2 separate regions of the Homo sapiens genome follow, and region 2 is linked to region 1. The links are chromatin contacts, found by POLR2A ChIA-PET in ENCODE. All regions are on one chromosome and are shown on one strand. The core of a region is the stretch at or near the end of the contact, and the rest is flanking DNA. Distances in the headings are between cores, read along the strand shown.

Region 1 (5,075 bases), core at 235-2,734:
ACCTCCCAGGTTCCCGTGATTCTCCTGCCTCAGCCTCCCGAGTAGCTGGGATTACAGGCATGCACAACCACACCCAACTAATTTTTGTATTTATAGTAGAGACGGGGTTTCACCATGTTGGCCAGGCTGGTCTCGAAGTTCTGACCTCAGGTGATCCGCCCACCTGGGCCTCCCAAAGTGCTGGAATTACAGGCAGGAGCCACCGTGCCCGGCCAGACCATCATTACTTTTTCCACTGACAATCAGATAAATTAGCCAGCATGTATTTAATAGTGTAAGAATATACTGTTTGCAGCATGGGAATCCCCACCACTCACAAACCCAGAGGCCTGTGGGACTGAGATCCGCAGTGAGGAGTGAGGTCCCCTCTCTTATCTCAGGCTCATGCAAGGACACTCACTCATGGGAGATAACAGCACAGGCAATGCCCATGCCATATACATTGTTCTCCTCTCTCTCCTTTTCCTGTTTTGAACTAACAAATATGCATAACTGAATTCACATGAGGTGACATGTGAAGCCTCTATTCACTTACTCGTATTGTTGTTTTTAACAATGTGTTGAAAACATGGCAATAGTTCTGCGAAACGTCCATTGTCTGAGGTCTAGAAATGTGAGTCTATTTCAAATGCCAGCTAAACTGTAATGAAACATCAAAGAGCCCTGGAGAGAGAGGAACAGTATCTGTATATGGAAATCATTGGGAAATTTTTCATTAACATCTTGAGATGGCCAAGCTGTTAGGGATATTCGTGTTCCTGCGTGATTCTATAAAAACCTCCAGGCTAAAGTTCCTATGACATTAGATCTAACATCATCTACCTTCAAATAAATGGGTTGTTTTGTTTTGTTTTGAGACAGAGTCTCACTCTTTTGCCCAGTCTGTAGTTCACTGGTGCAATCTTGGTAGCAGAGACAGGGTTTCACCATGTTGGCCAAGCTGGTCTCAAACTCCTGACCTCAGGTGATCTGCCCACCTCGGCTTCCCAAAGTGCTGGGATTACAGGTGTGAGCCACCGCGCCCGGCCGGGTTTCAGTCATATTTCTCCATGGTCTAAAGAAGAGACATGTTTGTGTTGCCCCTAAGCTGTGACACAAGTGTTACTACCCACACAGCAAACAGCTCCATCATTTACACCAAAACCACTCCGCAGCCTCCCAGCTGAGGTGTACGGCATAGAAATGTGTGCAGCTAGGTGAGATCTGGCCTGGGACACTGCGAATGCTAGGGAACAGCCCTTTTGTGCAAGGTGAAAGAAAGAAAGCAGGGCAGAAAGACTCAAAAACATAGGATGTGCAAACAGGAGTGTTTCCGAGGGAGATGTCTTTGAGTTGGTCCGTGCTGTGTCTTTTTTTAGCCAGTCAGGTCACTGGCTTGATACTGAACACTGATCACGAATCTTGACCTGAGCTAAGGATGTGCGGCTCTTCATGTTCCTGAGCCAGGTTGGGTGAACTTCCACGGCCTTCTAGGTGGTACCTTTTATAACCCTCAGGTGGTGCATTCACCCGGACAAACTGGTTTGAAAGTCCATAAAGCTTTAACAAACAATTCTCTTGTTTTACAGAGAGAGGATGCAAGCCATGGAGAAACAGATTGCCAGTTTAACTGGCCTTGTTCAGTCTGCGCTTTTTAAAGGGCCCATTACAAGTTATAGCAAAGATGCGTCTAGGTAAAAAAGAAGAAAGCCAATGAAAAAAATAATTCAATCTGTTTCTCTTTTAATCATTAAGATAATTCATTCATTCAAATCTGTTTTCTTGTAATCATTTCAAGGCTGAAAATATTCACATCTCTATGGATCATGGGCGTTATTTTTTTGTTTTGGGGGGTTTGGTTGCTTTTTTTCTTTCCTCCTTCTGGTAATTCTTGGTCGAAAGTAACACTTTGGCCCAAGAAGGTAAATGGGCTTCCCAGTGCATGTGGCTTCATGGACCACTCACCGTGCAGTGCCTGCAACCACCACCCTTGCGTGTCCACGTCGCCATCATCTGAAAGTCACAAGTGAGCCTGGCTGCATTCCACCCCCAGTGTCAGGTGCACACCTGGGAAGCCTTTTCCATCCTGGCCAATTGTGATGCTGATGCTAAAATACCTTCATTGCTTAATCCCATCACTGCCAATTGCTTCAAATAGTGGATGGAATGGGCTTTAAAAAAAAAAAAAAAGGCATTTTGGAAACTGCATAGCTGACTCTCTTTTTCTTTTATTCAGCGAGAAAATGATGAAAACCACAGCCAACAGGAACCACACAGATAGTGCAGGTAAGTAAGTGTTTTTGGAGCTGTAGGAGGCCTGTGGGCTGCCTGGGATGAGCCCTGGCTGGTCTCAGAAATGTTTAACATTTCCCTAAGTCACGTATTTGGTATGATGTCAGGGGATTCCTAGATATTCCTGCCAATACTGAAATTCCAGATTTATTCATTAATTCGGGGGCAAAGCACTGTATTCTCCCTTCGGTTTTCATTCATTCGCTCATTCATTTGTTCATTGATATGGCCACACGGTGGTCATCTTGCAGACACGGGGCTGCCTGCCTAGAACTTAGAATTCAGTGGGGAAGATGGAAATGGGACAAGTAATTTTATGTGTGTCAAGTGTTTAAAAGTGCAGGATAAATGTTTCACCAATAGGACTAGCCTATACCAAGGGCAGTCCCCAGACAAAGTGACATAAACTAAGCCCAGAAAGATGAAGAGGACTTAGGGGGAAGAAGGGTTGTCCAGTCAAGGGAATTTAAAATTGTTCTAAGTGCAAAGTGAAGCCATCGGAAGGTTGTACACTGGGGAAGGACATCAGCCCAGCTGCAATATGGGGATGGATGAGAAGGGACAGTAGCCAATAAGGAATGACCAGTGTCCAGATGGGAGAAAAAGGAGTACTTGGACTAGGGCCTACTTTTTATTTTATCTTTTTAATCTCATGACAGATGACAAGGCCTGCTTTTTAAATGCCAGCATTCCCCAGAAAGACAGCCCAGTTCTGTTAGTAGTGGCGTTCACTAGTATCCAGGTCTTTGCAATGAATGTCTCATCCAGCAGTCTCAAGCCAGGCCTCTGCAAGAAGATGAGGTCTTCCCTCTCATCGGGTTAGAAATAGAAATCCTTAGCAGGAACACATTCAGATACTAAATTACACAGAAAGCATATGGCAAGTTGGGTGAAACCCCAAATTTAGGGAAGCCACGTGTACTAGTTTTGTGCAGCACGGTAGAGTAGACAGAATTGGGGACTTCAGTTTAGGGCTCTGTTGGTCGTGGTTCTTCTCTGGCTGAGCACAATTTAGCTACAAAGCCAACAGGGCCACTCTGCCATCATTCCTGATCCTGACGGGATTTGTTGTTTTGCTTAGAAATCAATCAGTGGCCTTGGCCGAAGCCAGAGAATTATTTCACGGAAATTGCTAAACTTGTCTTCAGAGCAATTGCCAGTTTGTTTCGGAGATACTTAATTCATTCATTTTTTAAAATGGATTGTAAACTTAGGGAGAAGAAAGGAAACTACTAAATACTAAAAGCTCCCATCCTTCTATAATCCATTCTAGAAATGATTCATATCTGAAAGCACTGCTCTAAGCAATATGTACGTGCTGTTTTGTATTCTCCTTTTATTTCTTTTTGCTTTATAGAGAAGAAGAAGAAGAATAAATATGTAGTGAGTGCTTCCTATGCACTTTTCATGCATTCACTCATGAACTCCTTACCGCAGCATCTAGGGAGAGGTACAGTTTTTATTCTCATGTTCCAGAGAAGAAAACTGAATGCACATCCACACACGTGACACACATCATCATAGTCCAAATGCCTCCCATTTGAACTCCTTTTATGTTAAGATGCCTCAGTCCCTTTAAAGATATATAGGTTGTTTCATTTCTTTGTTCTAAAAACTCTTGTCAATTTCTTTTCAAATGTGGGGAAAGGAGCCAGTGTCATTTCCTCAGATATATTTCCCAAAGTGGAATCGGTGGGTCCAAAGGGACAGTTCAGTGCCACTGGTGACATGCTGTTAGTTTTCTCTTCTGAATGGCTGAGCTGATTTGCAACGCCACTGGCAATGAGCACGTGGACTCACTCCCCACGTCTCTGCTAGGTTTGGACTTTCTCACTCTAACGTATCAGGGCGAGATATCGTCCACAGGGGCTTCGTTGCCATAGCAGCCTTGTATAGTGCACAAAATATAATAATTCTTCCAGAATGCTAGGAAGTCAGCTACAAGACAAGTATTATCCCTGTTCTGTAGACAAGTAAACGGAATTATATAGAAGTCAAGGAACTCATCTGGCCAAGAGTAAAGGAAAACCCAGACTTCCTGGCTACTTATGGAATGTGTAGTTTACTGTGGAAAGAGAACAGATGGAACCTCCCATCTCAAAGGTTTTTATACTGAGCATTAGATCATTTAACACACAAAACCCTATAAGGAAGATGTCATTACCCATATTTTACATGAAAAGAAACAGAAGCTCAGGGAGGTTAGGTTAGTTTTCCAAAGCGACACAGCTATTAAGAGTGACAGCCAGGCTGGGCATGGTGGCTCATGCCTGTAATCTCAGGACCTTGGAAGGCTGAAGTGGGAGGACTGCTTGAGGCTAGGAGTTTGAGACCAGCCTGGGCAATATTGCAAGACCCTGTCTCCACAAAAAATGAGCGTGGTGGTACATGTTTGTAGTCCCACATACTTGGGAGGCTGAGGTGGGAAGACTGCTTGAGCCCGAGAGGTCAAGGCTGCAGTAAGCCGAGATCAAGCCACTGCACTTCAGCCTGAGTGACAGAGCAAGACCTTGTCTCAAAAAAAAAAAAAAAAAGTGACAGCCTGACTGGCTGATAATTGAGTAGATAGTGGTGCCACTGGCTACAATTAGGCCCGTATTATAATGGACATTGGAGACTCAGAAGTGGGCAGGGTGGGAGGGGATGAGGGATAAAAAAAACTACGAATTGGGTACAAAGTACACTACTCAGGTGATGGGTGTACTAAAATCTCCGACTTCTCCACTATACAATTCATCCATGTATCCAAAAACTACTTGTTCCTCAAAAGTTATTGAAATTATATATATAATACAATTAGGCCC
Region 2 (4,921 bases), core at 1,565-4,064, 460 kb after region 1:
TGGTGCAATCTTGGATTGCTGCAACCTCCACCTTCCGGATTCAAGCAATTCTCCTGCTTCTGCCTCCCAAGTAGCTGTGATTACAGGCATGCACTACCATGCCAAGCTAATTTTGTATTTTTAGTAGCAGCAAGGTTTTACGATGTTGGTCAGGATTCTATTGAACTCCTGACCTCAGGAGATCCACCCACCTCGGCCTCCCAAAGTGGTGGGATTACAGGTATGAGCCACCTCACCTGGCCCTCTACTCTCTTGATACCCCTCTCACTACCTCTTTGCATCTTTCAAAAAATTACCTTGCTTCCAAGAGGACCTCTGTTGACACCAATAGACTGGGCTATTTACAGTGTTCTCTCACTTGTTTTTTAGACTTCAACAATTTACCTACTCTATCCGTGCATCTAGATTCACCTTATTCTTTTCTAAAAGTATGTAGTATGTTACGGTAGTACAAGTTGAGTACCCCTTATCCAAAATGCTTGGGATCAGATGCGTTTCCAATTTCAGATTTTTTTTCCTTTGGATTTTGGAATATTTGCATTATACTTCCTGGTTGAGCATCCCTAATCTGAAAATCCGAAATCCAAAATGCTCCAGTAAGCATCTCCTTTCAGCATCATGTTGGTGCTCAGAAAGTTTCAGATTTTGGAGCATTTCGGATTTTGGATTTTTGGATTAGGGATGCTCAACTTGTACTATATTTTAACCATTCTACCAATGCAGTGGTTGTTTAAAAGATTCTCCCTACTAATGGCTTTGTAATTGTTAAATACAGTGGCTGTTTTCCATCTTGGTATCCGACTTGCTGTCCCTGTAACATCTGACACTTCTGATGACCTCTTGACCCCGCCCCTCCTGCTCAACAATGCTCTATTCCCAAGGCACCCACCATGCTGCCTGCCCTCCCACCCTTCAAAGTTCTTTCTCGGTTCCTTCAACCAGCTTCTCCCCCACAGGCAGCCTCTTATATTTGGGACTTTCCAGGCTTCCATCCTTAACAGTTGCTTTAATTGTTTTTTCCATATTCACTGAGCACTCCCGAACATTACATATTATTCTTTTTGCTGATGACTTCCAAATCTCTCCAATCACTCTCCAGAATTCCAAATGTGAATTTCAAATTGCCTACAGTGCAGGCCAACCTGTGGGCCTTACAGGCACTACAAACTCAATTTGTCCAGAATGAACTTAATGATTGCCCTTTTTGCGTTTTAGTCCCCCTCCCATCCATCACACCGCTAGGCTTGCCCCTCCTCCTGGGGCAACTGGAATGGTTTTTGTAAAAGCATAAATCGGATACAATGATTCTTTTGCATTTGGTATGCGGGTCTCTGCCTGCAGTCCACATGGCTACTCCTGTGTACCCTTCAGATCTTGGCTCAAAGGTCACCGCAGAGAGGCTGCCCTGACCACCTGAGCAAAAGCATCACTCCCCCCTTCTCCTCCAATTACCCTCTATCCTGTTACCCTCCTCCTATTGCACATATCTCTATTTGAAATTTTCTCTATTTGTTTACACACTGCTTGCCTATGTCTTCTCTAGAACGCAAGCTCATGAAGACAAGGCCTTTGTCTTTTGCACCCCAGAGCCTACAGCACCTCCTACAACCCAGCAGGACAATAAACGTGTGGAATGAATAAATCAACTCCTCATCCTTTCAGAAGGAAAGGTCCTGCTGTTAAATTAAGCACTGAGCCCCACATTTCAACCTGACCCTTCTGTCTGAATGTGACACGTTTCCCTCCCCAGCCCACTTACTTTAGTTCAGGCCATTCATATTCATAAACAGATTATCTGTGAATGACAAGCTGATCCCTGGAAAGAGATGGCAAGTTAGCCCCACCCACCATCCTCACCACCATTGAGTTTCACACTGAACCTGACACAAGTTATAACCACCACCTTCTAGGAAAACCACTTCTCAGGGAGCAGGGAGGACGTGGCCACAAGGTCAAGAACGGGTTGGATCCTAGCACACTGAGAGATGGGTACCCTCTGGCTGACACCGTCAGGATTCTCAGGGTTAATGAGGCTCAGTTCTGGGAAACCAGCACCCCACACCCTCCCATCCGGACACACTGCTAGATATTTTACATGCATCCTCCCAATTGGCTCCAGAGCCCAGCTTGCTGTTGCTCCCTTTTACAGACAAGCCATAGGTCACTCAGGAGCCGCCAGCGTGTCCTAGAGCTCCTGCAGAGGCCTCCACTGCCAGAGAGCCCCCAACCTGGGTACCAAAGGCTTCAAATCTCAAGCTCTGTCCACTTGAGCTACTTTATTTCCTAGCTGCCTTCAAAACCCCTCAGTGTGCTTTTTAAAAACAAAACTTGAAGCCCGCCCTGGAGGAGTCAAGAGGAGACCCAGGAAGAAGGAGGCCTCCAGAGCAGCACGCGGGGGTCTCTGGGGCCCTGCCGGGCTCGCAGAAGCGACTCCCCGTGGCTCGCGGGGATGGGGACGGCTGGGCGCCGGCGGGACGCTGCAGGAGCGAGCTACCGGCCGGAGGACACGGGGGGACGCTGGGAACTCGGGGTGAAGGGACGGGACTCAGAGTTTCGTCAGATTGGGGGCGGGGAGAGGAGGCCCGGGTCCGAGGATGGAAGCGATCCCCGCCGGGAGGGAGAACAAAGCGGTGGCCCTCTCTCTCCCCCGACGCACGGCAAGCATTTAATCTACAAGCAGGGTGCCAGGGAGGGAGGGGAGCGGGCCGAGCCCCAAAATAGGGAGTTTGCATTTACCACGACGCCTCGCCCGTAGTCTGGCGCCTCCTCGCTGCTCCCGGCCATGTTTCTCCCGGGGAACGCGGGAAGGGAAGACGGCGCGGGAAGGAGCAGGGAGGGCGAAGGCTGCGTGGGGGATGGGACGTGGGGATGGGGACGGGGACGGGGACGGGGACGGGGACGGGGACGGGTCCGCCCCGCCCCGGGCCCGCCGGCGGGAAGCAGCGGCCTGACGCGGATCCATGGCCCCGGCGCTGCGCCCCCTCCCCTGGCTAGGCCGCGGGGGCGCGGGGAGCAGCTGCCAAGCCGCTACCGCTCCCCCTGAGCGCGGGCCCCGGACGCGTCCCTTGCGGCCGCCGCTGTCGCCGCCGCCCCCTGCCGGATGGTCGCGTGCAGCCCCCGGCCCCGCCGCCAAGCCCCGCGGGGACTCTGGAGCAGGAAGCCCGCGGCAGGAAGAGAACGTGTCCCCCAGGCCCCTGATTCCCAGATCCACCGTCCCAGCCCTCGGGCTAACAATCTCCTTGACTCCTCCCTGCCAGATTTCATGCACGCGATTGTCCCAAGCAGAAGCGTGAAAGAGCCTGTGAGCCAGCGTGCTCTTGGAGGATGGGAAGTGTCCTGGATGTGTTTTCAAACCTTGGAGCCGCCACCCACCTCTCTCCACCTCCGCTCATCTCCCTCCACCTCCCCTCACCTCCCTCCACCTCCCCTCACCTCCCTCCATCTTCCTCCACCTTTCTCCACCTTCCCCCACCTCCCTCATCCCAGGGCCTGGAGCTGGAAAGATTACACCCGATTGCTTTTAGGGTGGCCCGGATCTGCAGTGATCAGATCTGGGCTTTGAGGATCCAGCCTTTCGGCCTTTCGTCAACTGCATTCAGGGGAGGAGGGGGAGAGATTTTTACACATTCTCTGCTTTACCAGTTTTGCAAGAACATCTGGTCAGATTGTAATTGTTCCAGGTTGCAGCTTTACTAAAGCAATCGCTCTTTTCTGATTAGAAATCCTTCTTGTATGAGTCTGTTGTTCATTTCAACCCCTCTCACATGCCTATGCTCCGGTTCTTTGTCCACTCCTGTAGGTTCCTGCTTTTTCTGGGTGTGTCTTCATTCCCCAGGTCCCTGACATCTCACCAGCGTCTTCATTCACTCAGCCCAATTCGGGTCGAAGCCCTGAATCCAAGAGAACTTAACACAGTTTTCCTGATGCAGGCGTCTTTTGTTCATCTTCGAATTCTGGCACACAGAGGGGAGAGGAATGCTGATTTTGCCTAGTTTAAAGGGGAAATAGTTATCAATCGGTTAATGACGTTCTAGGTTGGAAAAATATTAGTCATTCAGACTTGGCGCCCTGGTCCTGCTCAGCAGGGCTGGCTCTTCATGTCGTTTCTAAGCGCCAGCGCCTTGGAGGGTGCAGCTCCAGAGATCCCTGAAATCAGGCATCTGCTTGGCAACTGCCTTACAGAAATGGGGGGTGTTGTTTCTCAGCACACGGGTAAACATTTTCTCCTAGTAATTGTGAGAGGGCGTTGTTTTGAGCCATTTTTGTAGTCTGCATCTCACTTCTTTTCCCCAAAGTCAAGCACCATCTTTTATTTTCATTTTCAAAGACCAGGCCCAGGAACCATATTCACAAGCAACATCATTAAAATTTCCAGGAGCAGAAAAGTGCTATCATTAGGATGATGATCAAACTTTAGAGTTCACAAGACTCTCCTGGGGAGCTGGTTAATGCAGCTTCACTGGGTGGGGAAGATCTGTGGAAGCACCTAGAATCCTGTACCTGCTGAGAGACACCAGATGGGTGTGATGTGGGTGGCTCATGACCCATGCTTTAGGGGATTCCACTAGACCATCTTACTGCTTGGATATCAAAACTTAGCCATGAGGCTCAGTGTGGGTGCAGGGCCAGATTGGGGGGTACCAGGAACTTCAAAATATGTCACAGGAGTAGTTGCCATACAGAAGTCAAAAAGCATCAACTTTGGTTCCAGCCTAGACACTGCGGAAGATGTAAGGGAAATGGTAGATAAATCTTCTTCCCTTAGAAAGGCTATTAGTTTAAACGTAAAATCCAACAAGTTCACAGTGAAAAATGTAACTTGCTTGAAAGACAACAGGAATCTTATGAATGTGTGCTCAAGAACATCCTACATAGACTTATATAGGTCATCCTATAAAGGGCACAGAATGATGAGTAAATA

The links. ChIA-PET counts read pairs that join two places held with the same protein, here RNA polymerase II (POLR2A).
Region 2: POLR2A ChIA-PET joins it to region 1 with 13 read pairs in WTC11. The contact joins the promoter of PRTFDC1 here to the enhancer-like site in region 1. POLR2A ChIA-PET finds 5 or more read pairs at or near these places in 2 of 52 experiments (IMR-90 and WTC11).

Annotation. Positions count from the first base shown.
Region 1 is chr10:24,492,932-24,498,006 of GRCh38, forward strand. It overlaps KIAA1217, which reads left to right. Exons shown (of 21, transcript NM_019590.5): 7 at 1,569-1,673; 8 at 2,216-2,265. Among named protein-coding and RNA genes, the nearest start is that of MIR603, 220 kb to the left of the region's middle. RefSeq lists enhancers at 675-1,176, 1,177-1,676, 1,832-2,612. Within about 2 kb of position 1,485, at least 2 of the 41 ENCODE cell types and tissues checked have a DNase peak (open chromatin) inside an H3K27ac peak, as active enhancers do.
Region 2 is chr10:24,949,792-24,954,712 of GRCh38, forward strand. PRTFDC1 (phosphoribosyl transferase domain containing 1) reads right to left here and starts at 2,815. Exons shown (of 9, transcript NM_020200.7): 1 at 2,737-2,815. The coding sequence starts at 2,784. It also overlaps a transcript of THNSL1 not described here. RefSeq lists a silencer at 2,976-3,165.